Linked DNA regions of Homo sapiens: region 1 is linked to region 2. A link is a loop called in an ENCODE intact Hi-C map of the cell type or tissue named here. Cell type or tissue: ovary. All regions are shown on one strand. Links, peaks and the distances in the headings refer to the core of each region. The heading gives the core; the rest is flanking DNA.

Region 1 (4,394 bases), core at 251-4,250, 320 kb after region 2:
TAAGGAAATGAGAGTGGTGCAGTCCAGGCTGATGCCAAGGGATAAGAGGTTTGCAGTCCCCAACAGGCACGTGCGTCCCATGATGAAGGACTTGCCATGATTGAAGAATAAAGAATGATTTTTACCATGCATTCTCCATTATAAGTGGGAGTTAAACATTGGGTACACAGGCACACGGATATGAGAACAGTAGACACTGTCAACACCGGAAGGGAAGGTACCGCCTGTCATTGGGTACACAGGCACAAGGATATGAGAACAGTAGACACTGTCAACAGCAGAAGGGAAGGTACCGCCTGTCTCACGCCACGTTCACTACGCGGGCCACGGGGCCATTAGAAGCCAAACTCCACATCAGGCAAGATGTCCTTGTAACAAGCCTGTATCTACATTTTAAAAAAGTTTTAATAAAAATTAATTAATTTTAATAAATAAATAACTTTCCAAGCTGGGCCATGATTCAACATGGCTTTTCTAAATAAAATAGTTTTTGTTTGAAAAGAAAAATTATTTTTAAGAGAAAGAAGAAACCACCACACATTTATTAACATTGCTATGATCCATAAAACAGAAAATAACAAGTGGTTTTTTGTTTGTTTGTTTGGAGACGGAGTCTCACTCTGTTGCCCAGGCTGGAGTGCAGTGGCATGATCTCGGCTCACTGCAACCTCCACCTCCAGGGTTCAAGAGATTTCTGGCTAATTTTTGTATTTTTAGTAGAGACATGTTTTCACCATGTTGGCCAGGCTGCTCTCGAACTCCTGACCTCAGGTTATCTGCCCACCTCAGCCTCCCAAAGTTCTGGGATTACAGGCATGAGCCACCACGCCCAGCCTGAAAATAACAAGTGCTGGCAGGCTTTGGAAAAGTAGGAAACTTCTGCCTTGTTGATGGAAATGTGACACGATGCATTATTCATAATAGTCAAAGGTGGAAAACCGCAAGTGTCCATCAAAGGATGAGTGGATATTGGTAAACAAGCTGTAGTGTTCACATACAATGGAATATTACTGAGTCTTACAAAGAAAGGAAACCCAGACAGATGCTACAACACGGAGGAACCCTGAGGACATGATGCCGAGTGGAATAAGTCAGCCCCAGAGGGACACTGTTGCATGATTCCACTTAGGTCAGGCCCCAGACTAGCCTAATTCATAGACCCAGAAAGTAGAATGGTGGCTCATGGGGGCTTAGAGAGGAGAAATGCAGAGCTCATGTACAATCAGCTCAGAATTCCAGTTTTGCAAGATGAAGACTGTTCTGGGCGTGGAAGGTAGTGATGTTTGCAAATAACCCGAATGTAATGGAAGCCAACAAACTGCACACTTAAAAGATGATGAAAATATCAACGTTAAACTATGTAATAATTTACACCATTTTTAAAGAAAAGATCTTGCTCTGTCACCCAGGTTGGAGTGCAGCAGCACGATCACAGCTCACAGCAGACCTCAGGCCATCCTCCCACCTCAGCCTCCTGAGTAGCTGGGATTACAGGCCTGCACCACCATGCCCAGCTAATTTATTTTTATTTTTTGTAGCGACAGGGTTTTGCCTTGTTGCCCAGGTTGGTCTCGAATTCCTGGGCTCACACGATGCTCCTACCTCAGCCTCCCAAAGTGCTGGGATTACAAGCGTGAGCCACTGTGCCTGGCCTACATCATTTTTTACAATTAAAAAAATTTTTAGGTCGGGCGTGGTGGCTCAGGCCTGTAATCCCAGCACTTTGGGAGGCGGAGGCGGGCAGATCACGAGGTCAGGAGATCGAGACCATCCTGACTAACACGGTGAAACCCCGTCTCTACTAAAAACACAAAAAATTAGCCGGGCATGATGGTGGGCGCCTGTAGTCCCAGCTACTGTGGTACTGTGGAGGCTGAGGCAGGAGAATGGGGTGAACTCGGGAGGCGGAGCTTGTAGTGAGCCGAGATCCTGCCACTGCACTCCAGCCTGAGCGACAGAGCGAGACTCCGTCTCAAAAAAAAAAAAAAAAAAAAAAAATTAGAGGATGGGCGCGGTGGATCACGTCTGTAATTTCAGCACCTCGGGAGGCTGAGGCAGGTGATCACCTGAGGTCAACAGTTTGAGACCAGCCTGGTCAACATGGTAAAACCCCGTCTCTACTAAAAATACAAAAATTAGCCGGGTGTGATAGTGCAGGCCTGTAATCTCAGCTACTCAGGAGGCTGAGGCAGGAGAATCACTTGAACCCGGGAGGTGGAGCTTGCAGTGAGCCGAGATCACGCCACTGCACTCCAGCCTGGGCAACAAAGCGAGACTTGGTCTCAAAAAAAAAAATTAAACTTGCCAGCCTTTGTTTTTCAATTAATATTAGTAAAAAATGGATTATACGGTAAAGTTTATGTTCTGTGTATTTTGCCACAATTAAAAATGAAAAGATAAAAAGTGTTAAACGTCTGTATACTTTCTATTGCTTCAAGAGTGCCACCTAGTGATGGCAAAGGCACTTTACAGTAGCATTACCATTGCCTCATGTGAGAAGAAACAGGAAAAAAATGAGATCCTGAAAATGGCTGTGTCACTATTTATTTGCTCTCTTGTTCCTTGAACTAATTTGTTTCTCAAATTTCATGAGTGAACCCAAGGCCACGGTGGTGGGCTAAGGGGCTTTGCAGAGATCAATGAGGGAGTGGCGCTGGTGGGATTATTTATCCTCGAACTAAGCACAACTTGGAAAGAGTGCAGGCTAGATTTCACCTCCCCTCAGCTTCTTGGACAGAAGCCTCAATGCTGAGGAACATACGCATGGCCATCCCCACAGCCCTGGTTGTGAGTGAGACCTACAAGTGCCTGCATTTTATGGCGGAAAATACTGGGCTCAGAGAGGGAAGTCTCCAAGCTCTCTGGCCCTGAGCCCACGCCTCCATCACCTGCTCCCATCCCACGTCTGAGCATCCAAAGAAAAGTGCCCTGGCCCCTCCCAGAAGAGGGAGTCCAGGGCCCCTGTCTTGCTCCATCTTTGGGACTGGACATTTAGGGTTGGGCAAGATTCTAATAATATAGATAAGAGGCAGGGAAAGTGGTCTGCATCTCCAATTTGCTTGAGAATGCCGTGTCTCCCAAACTCCCCTTCAACTACACACACGTGCGTGCTCGCACACACACACACACGATGGGGAAATGCATCAGGGTACTCGAGGGACTCCCACAAAATGAGGCTCATAATTGCATGAATCAAGACCAGAAATTACCAAGTTTCACACACAACGGTAAAACAGACTGAGGGACAAGTTGTTACTGCAAATATAGCTGTTTGCTCACATTCCCAAGAGGAGGGGCACACCACACCAGGTAGTCACACAGGAAGGACAAGTATCTGGCAAGAGGAAGGGGATGGAAGGACTTGTGAGTGAAGAGCCTTAATTATGGTTTCCAAGGGAAAGAACAAGTGGGGGTAAATGAGCAGGTAAACAAGATTGGCTTCTCTGAAGAATTTCAGTGGCTCTGGGCATAGGGGTTGTCCCCGAGCTGTCTGATGCCTGGTCCTGGGGTGATTAGGAGAGCTGAGTGATTCGTGGCTGTCAGTGTGAATGCTCCATAGAGGAGATGATTGGGGAGTGGGATCTGGATTGGTTTCCACATGAAAGGCTGCCTTTCAAGGGAGCTGTTTACTATCTTCAGGAATTGACAAGACCCAGCAGGATCATCCCTCCAGGGTCAGCAAGATCCAAGATGTGGCCCATCAGAATTACAGAAAATAACATGCAAGGTTGGGACACATAGCCTCATGAAAAGCCCCGATTTCTGTGTGATCTCAATTCTCTGTGGATGTGGACTGTTGTCCTCACCAACATCACTTTCCTCTATAATCCTGGGGAATATCCTACACGTTAATATCTGTGGTTCTCCACCAGGGAAGATTTTGCCATGAGGAGACATCTGCCAATTTTTGGAAACATGTTTGGCTGTCACAACTGGAGGAGGGCTGTAGGCATCAGCTGTGTAGCAGACAGCATCCTATTGATCAATATCTTACAAAAACAGGACAGGCTTCCCCACCCTGCAAAAAAAGAACTTTCAAGCCCAAATTTTCAATAGTGCTGATGTGGAGGAACACTAACATAGCTGACCCTCCCAACACTTCACTATCTGAAAATTGATCTCCTCTCTCCCAAATTTCCTATCTAAACTCCTTTAGCCATCGATTGCCATCAGCCTTGTTGTTACCAATAGAGGCTGTCAGCCCATCTCCTCAGCTCAAGCCTCCCATCTGCAACATCACTGCCTATCTTCCAGGTGACTTCTGCTCACCTGATGCCAATTTTCCTTTTCTTTAGGAAAAACATAGTATTGATTCACCCATTTCCCGCTAATCTTCATCCCACCTTCAGATCACTGTCTATGGTCAATTGTTAGAACCAGTTTCTTCTGCACAA
Region 2 (4,394 bases), core at 282-4,281:
ATTTTCTCCAAATAACTTGTCTAGGCCTGAAATCCTTTTTTTAATTAATTAATTAATTTTAAATTCCTTTTTCTGTGATTCCCCATCCTTGTTCAGTGTCGGTGAGTTTCCTGAGCAGAGCTGTGTTGTTTTCTTCATGGCTGCACTCTCACTGCCTTCAATAGACTTTGGCATACAGCAGGGCCTCCATACACACGACCTGACTGCAATGAATGAATGAATGGATTCCTGCTTTCCTGTTCTTTTTTTTTTTTTTTTTGAGATGGAGTCTTGCTCTGTCTCCCAGGCTGGAGTGCAGTGTCTCAATCTCGGCTCACTACAGCCTCTGCCTCCCGTGTTCAAGGTATTCTCCTGCTTGTAGCTGGGATTACAGGTGCACACCACCACGCCTGGCTAATTTTTGTATTTTTAGTAGAGATGGGGTTTCACTGTGTTGGCCAGGTCAGGTCTCGAACTCCTGACCTCAAGTGATCCACCCTCCTCAGCCTCCCAAAGTGCTGGGATGACAGGTGTGAGCCACCGTGCTCTGCTATGCTTTCCTGCTCTATCATAATTCCACAGGAAGGGGTTGGAATGGAGCTTATTTTCTGGTTTCTTTTGGCCACCAAGGGAGGTAAAGTTAATCGTGACTCCTACCCACTTCTTCACCTTCCTCCCCAAAGGGAGGACTCAGGTTCCACGTCAGGGATGGGGCACTCAGTGGAGATCTGGGTTCTCACCGTGGGTCTGCAGGTGCCAGGCACACGCTCGCCTCTCTTACACCGGGGACGTGGCCTGGATTTGGGTCTGGGCTGGGCCACCCATTAGCAGTGCACCTCAGGGCCAGTCACTTAACCACCCAGTGCCTCAGTTTCCTCATCTGCAAAAAGGGCATAATGATAATGTCCACCCTGTAGGGTCATTATGAGGACTGAGAGGGAAACACAGGTGGGCATGCAACACGGAGCTCACACAGGATGGTGCTCTGTAAGAGTCAAAAGTCCTTAGAGTTCATGGTTTTTCATTTCATCAATGTCTCTTTTTCATATACATATATATTTCAATGATTCTAGATTGGGAGTGATTTTGTGCCCCAGGGGACATTTGGCAATGCCTGGAGGCATTTTTGGTTGTCACAATTGGGTGAGAGGCAGGGACACTCACGTTTCATAGGTAGAAGCCAGGGTTGCTGCTCAACATCCCACAAATGCACAGCACAGAGCCATCACCAAGAGTTATCCAGCCCCAAATGCCAATAGTGCCGAATTTGCGAATCCCTGGTATGTATACATTACATTTATAATAGTCTAAAGCAGGGGGAAATAAAGAAATATTATATGAGTCACAAATATCATTTAAAGTTTTCTGGTACCTATGTTAATAAAGTAAAAAAGAACAGGTAAAAATAATTTGAAGACTGTATCTTGGCCAGGCGTGGTGGCTCATGCCTGTAATCCCAGCACTTTGGGAGGCTGAGGCGGGTGGATCAACTTGAGGTCAGGAGCTCGAGACCAGCCTGGCCAACATGGTGAAATCCTGTCTCTACTAAAAATACAAAAATTAGCTGCGCGTGGTGGCGTGCACCTGTAATCCCAGCTCCTCGGGAGGCTGAGGCAGGAGAATCGCTGGAACCAGGGAGGAGGAGGCTGCAGTGAGCCGAGATCGCACCACTGCAGTTCAGCCTGGGGGGACAGAGCAAGACTCCGACTAAAAAAAAAAAAAGACTGTATCTTATTTAGCCCAATATATTCAAAATACGATGATGTAATCAACATGCAGCCATTGCACAACACTGTTAACGAGATATTTTCCAGTGCTTTTTGGTAACAAAGTCTCTGAGATCCGGCGTGTGCTTTTCCTTTGAGCCCACCTCAATTCCCCTAGCTCCTCTTCAAGCGTCTGTAGTCACGGTGGCCTCAGACCGCGGGACTGGACCTCAAGGGGCTGGACAGCGCTCTGGGCGAGACGCACCTGGTCAGTAGAGGGCGCCACAGAGTTAGTCTAAAATCTACAACAGGAAAGAAATCACAGGCAGAGCTTGAGAAAGAAACGGCATTAGACCCAGTCCCTTTTCCTCCCATGGAGAAGGGGAGCGGAGGGGAGAGGCAGGGGTGCGAGCTCATTTACGAGCTTTGTTGCTAGTAGGGGAGGTGGAAGCCAAGATGCTCATGCGTTGATGGCATGGGTGCAAACTCTCTTCCACCCAGACCTGTCTACCCCACTGACCCAGCCGTGTCTCCAGCCTTTGCCTGGATTTCCACACAGCCTCCTCTAGCATCCAGTTGGGCCCACAGGGAGCCATTGCCGTCCTGCCTGGACACAGAGTGTGACCCTGCCCTCCTGTGACCCATGGGGGCTCCTACCGCACTCAGGGTGGAAGCCAGGCTGCTGACTGTGGTGTAAAATAGACCCCCAGATCCAGCCTTTACCAAACCCTCCAGCCTCCTCTTACCACTGCCCAGCCCACCTCCTGGGCTTGGGGCTGTTACAGGCGAGGCTGTGTCCTCCAAGATGCATATATTGAAGTCCTCGCCCCCAGGCCCTCAAAATATGACTGTATTTTGAAATAGGGTCCTTGAAGAGGTAATTCAGGTAAAATGAGGTTGTTAGGGTGGTAGGCCTCATGCAATATGATTGACGTCTTTATAGGAAGAGATTAGGATACAGACACGCACAGAGGGACGACCACGTGAGTATCCAGGGTAAAGATGGCGTCTGCAAGCCAAGGGGAGAGGCCTCAGGAGAAGCCAATCCTGCTGACGCGTGGATCTCAGACTTCCAGCTGCCAGGACCATGAGAAATTTGATTTCGGTTGTAGAAGCCACCTGGTGTGTGGCGCTTTGTGATGGCAGCTCTAGAAAATTAATACACTGACTCGCTGAGCCCTTTTCTGCTTTCCAAAAACACTAAACTTTGCTTCTCGCGTGCACCATCCCATGCTTATCTGTACCCACCTTATCCTTACCCACTCCTCAGAGCCTCGCTCCTTAACAACAACAACAGCAGCAATAATAATAATAGCTGCCTGTGCTGAGAGTTTCATAGGATCATCTCACTTGATCTTTACAACAGCTCTCCGAGGTTGACACTATCAATATACTGTTGTTCCAGATGGGGAAACCGAGGCACAGGGCAGTTCAATGACTTCTTATCTGAGGTCCAGTAGCCAGGATGGAGTAGAACCAGGCTTCGGCATAGAGAGGCTGGTGTACTCTTCTCAGGCAACACATCGTGTAGACGTCTTCCTAACTGGGGCTGGCGCCTTTCTCTGCAGTGGCCCAGCCTGGAGTCCTCACCCTACTAGGATGTATGGCCATTCCTATGCTATGGGGTGGAGAGTTCCTCCTTGGGCATCACTACCTCCCCAGCATCCTCAGGGCTCAGCGCAGAGTACTGCTAATCATACAGATGTCATTAGCAGCCCGGGATGGAGAAAAGTAGCTGTAGAAATGATTACACAACCTACTCTGGGCCAGACCCTGTATTCAAGCATTTTACCATATTCATTAATTTGCCTAACAACCACATGAAGGGGGTAATTTTATGATGCTTAATTTACAGAGGTGGCCCGGGCCCAGAGAGGTTAAGTAACTTGCCTGAGAGCACACAGCTAGTAACTTGTGGAGCTGGGGCTTCAGCCCACGAGCCTGGCGCCAGAAAACTCAATCACAACAACTGCATCTACAGCCTGGCACAGGCCTCACTCCCTCTCCCTGTCTCTATCTCTCTGGACAACAGATCCTTCCACTTTATTTTATATTTTAGTGCTATTTTTATTGTAAATTCAATTCCATTCATTTTCTGAATAGGTGATACATTTAAAAGGTTTAGAAAGAGATTTCGTGAAGACTCTCTTCTCAGTTTTGTGGGCACCTGGTTTCCTTCCCTGGAGGCAACCAATGATACAAGCAAGAAAACAGAGGTGTCTGTGGACACACAGGAGGTGTGCTTATACATTTCTCCCCTGTGGTATAAAATTTGGCACATTAAATCCATTGTTTTGTATCTTGTTTTTTCACAAAAATATATTTTAGAGATCATGCCATTTTGGAACTTAAGCACTCCTGTGTTCCTTTTCTGTAGCTGTGTAGTATTCCATCTTTTATTTATTATTATCATTATTATTTGAGACTGAGTTTCGCTCTTGTTGCCCAGGCTGGTGTGCAATGGTGCAATCTGTGCTCACTGCAACCTCCACCTCCCGGGTTGAAGTGATTCTCCTGCCTCAGCCTCCCAAGTACCTGGGATTACAGGCATGCGCCACCACACCTGGCTAATTTTTGTATTTTTAGTAGAGACGGGGTTTCACCATGTTGGCCAGGTTGGTCTCGAACTCCTGACCTCAGGTGATCTGCCTACCCCGGCCTCCCAAAGTGCTGCAATTACAGGCGTGAACCACCTTGCCTGGCCTTCCT

What was found. A loop is a pair of places that touch in the nucleus more often than their neighbours do. Peaks named below come from ENCODE experiments on the same cell type or tissue, not always from the same donor. Only the 100,000 strongest peaks of a DNase experiment are listed, where the experiment ranks them.
Region 1: a loop joins it to region 2, with 4 times the contacts of the local background. A loop is called at or near these places in 2 of 110 quality-filtered maps.

Annotation. Positions count from the first base shown.
Region 1 is chr19:56,746,687-56,751,080 of GRCh38, reverse strand. All of the region lies in intron 1 of LOC105372472 (a long non-coding RNA gene), which reads left to right. Among named protein-coding and RNA genes, the nearest start is that of ZIM2-AS1, 16 kb to the left of the region's middle. In ovary, for the core only: a CTCF peak has its summit at 2,450 (motif pointing left); no DNase peak of the experiment used is centred there; H3K27ac peaks cover 540 bases.
Region 2 is chr19:57,066,864-57,071,257 of GRCh38, reverse strand. No RefSeq gene overlaps it. Among named protein-coding and RNA genes, the nearest start is that of USP29, 51 kb to the left of the region's middle. In ovary, for the core only: a CTCF peak has its summit at 1,954 (motif pointing right); DNase peaks (open chromatin) are centred at 1,937 and 2,281; H3K27ac peaks cover 1,085 bases.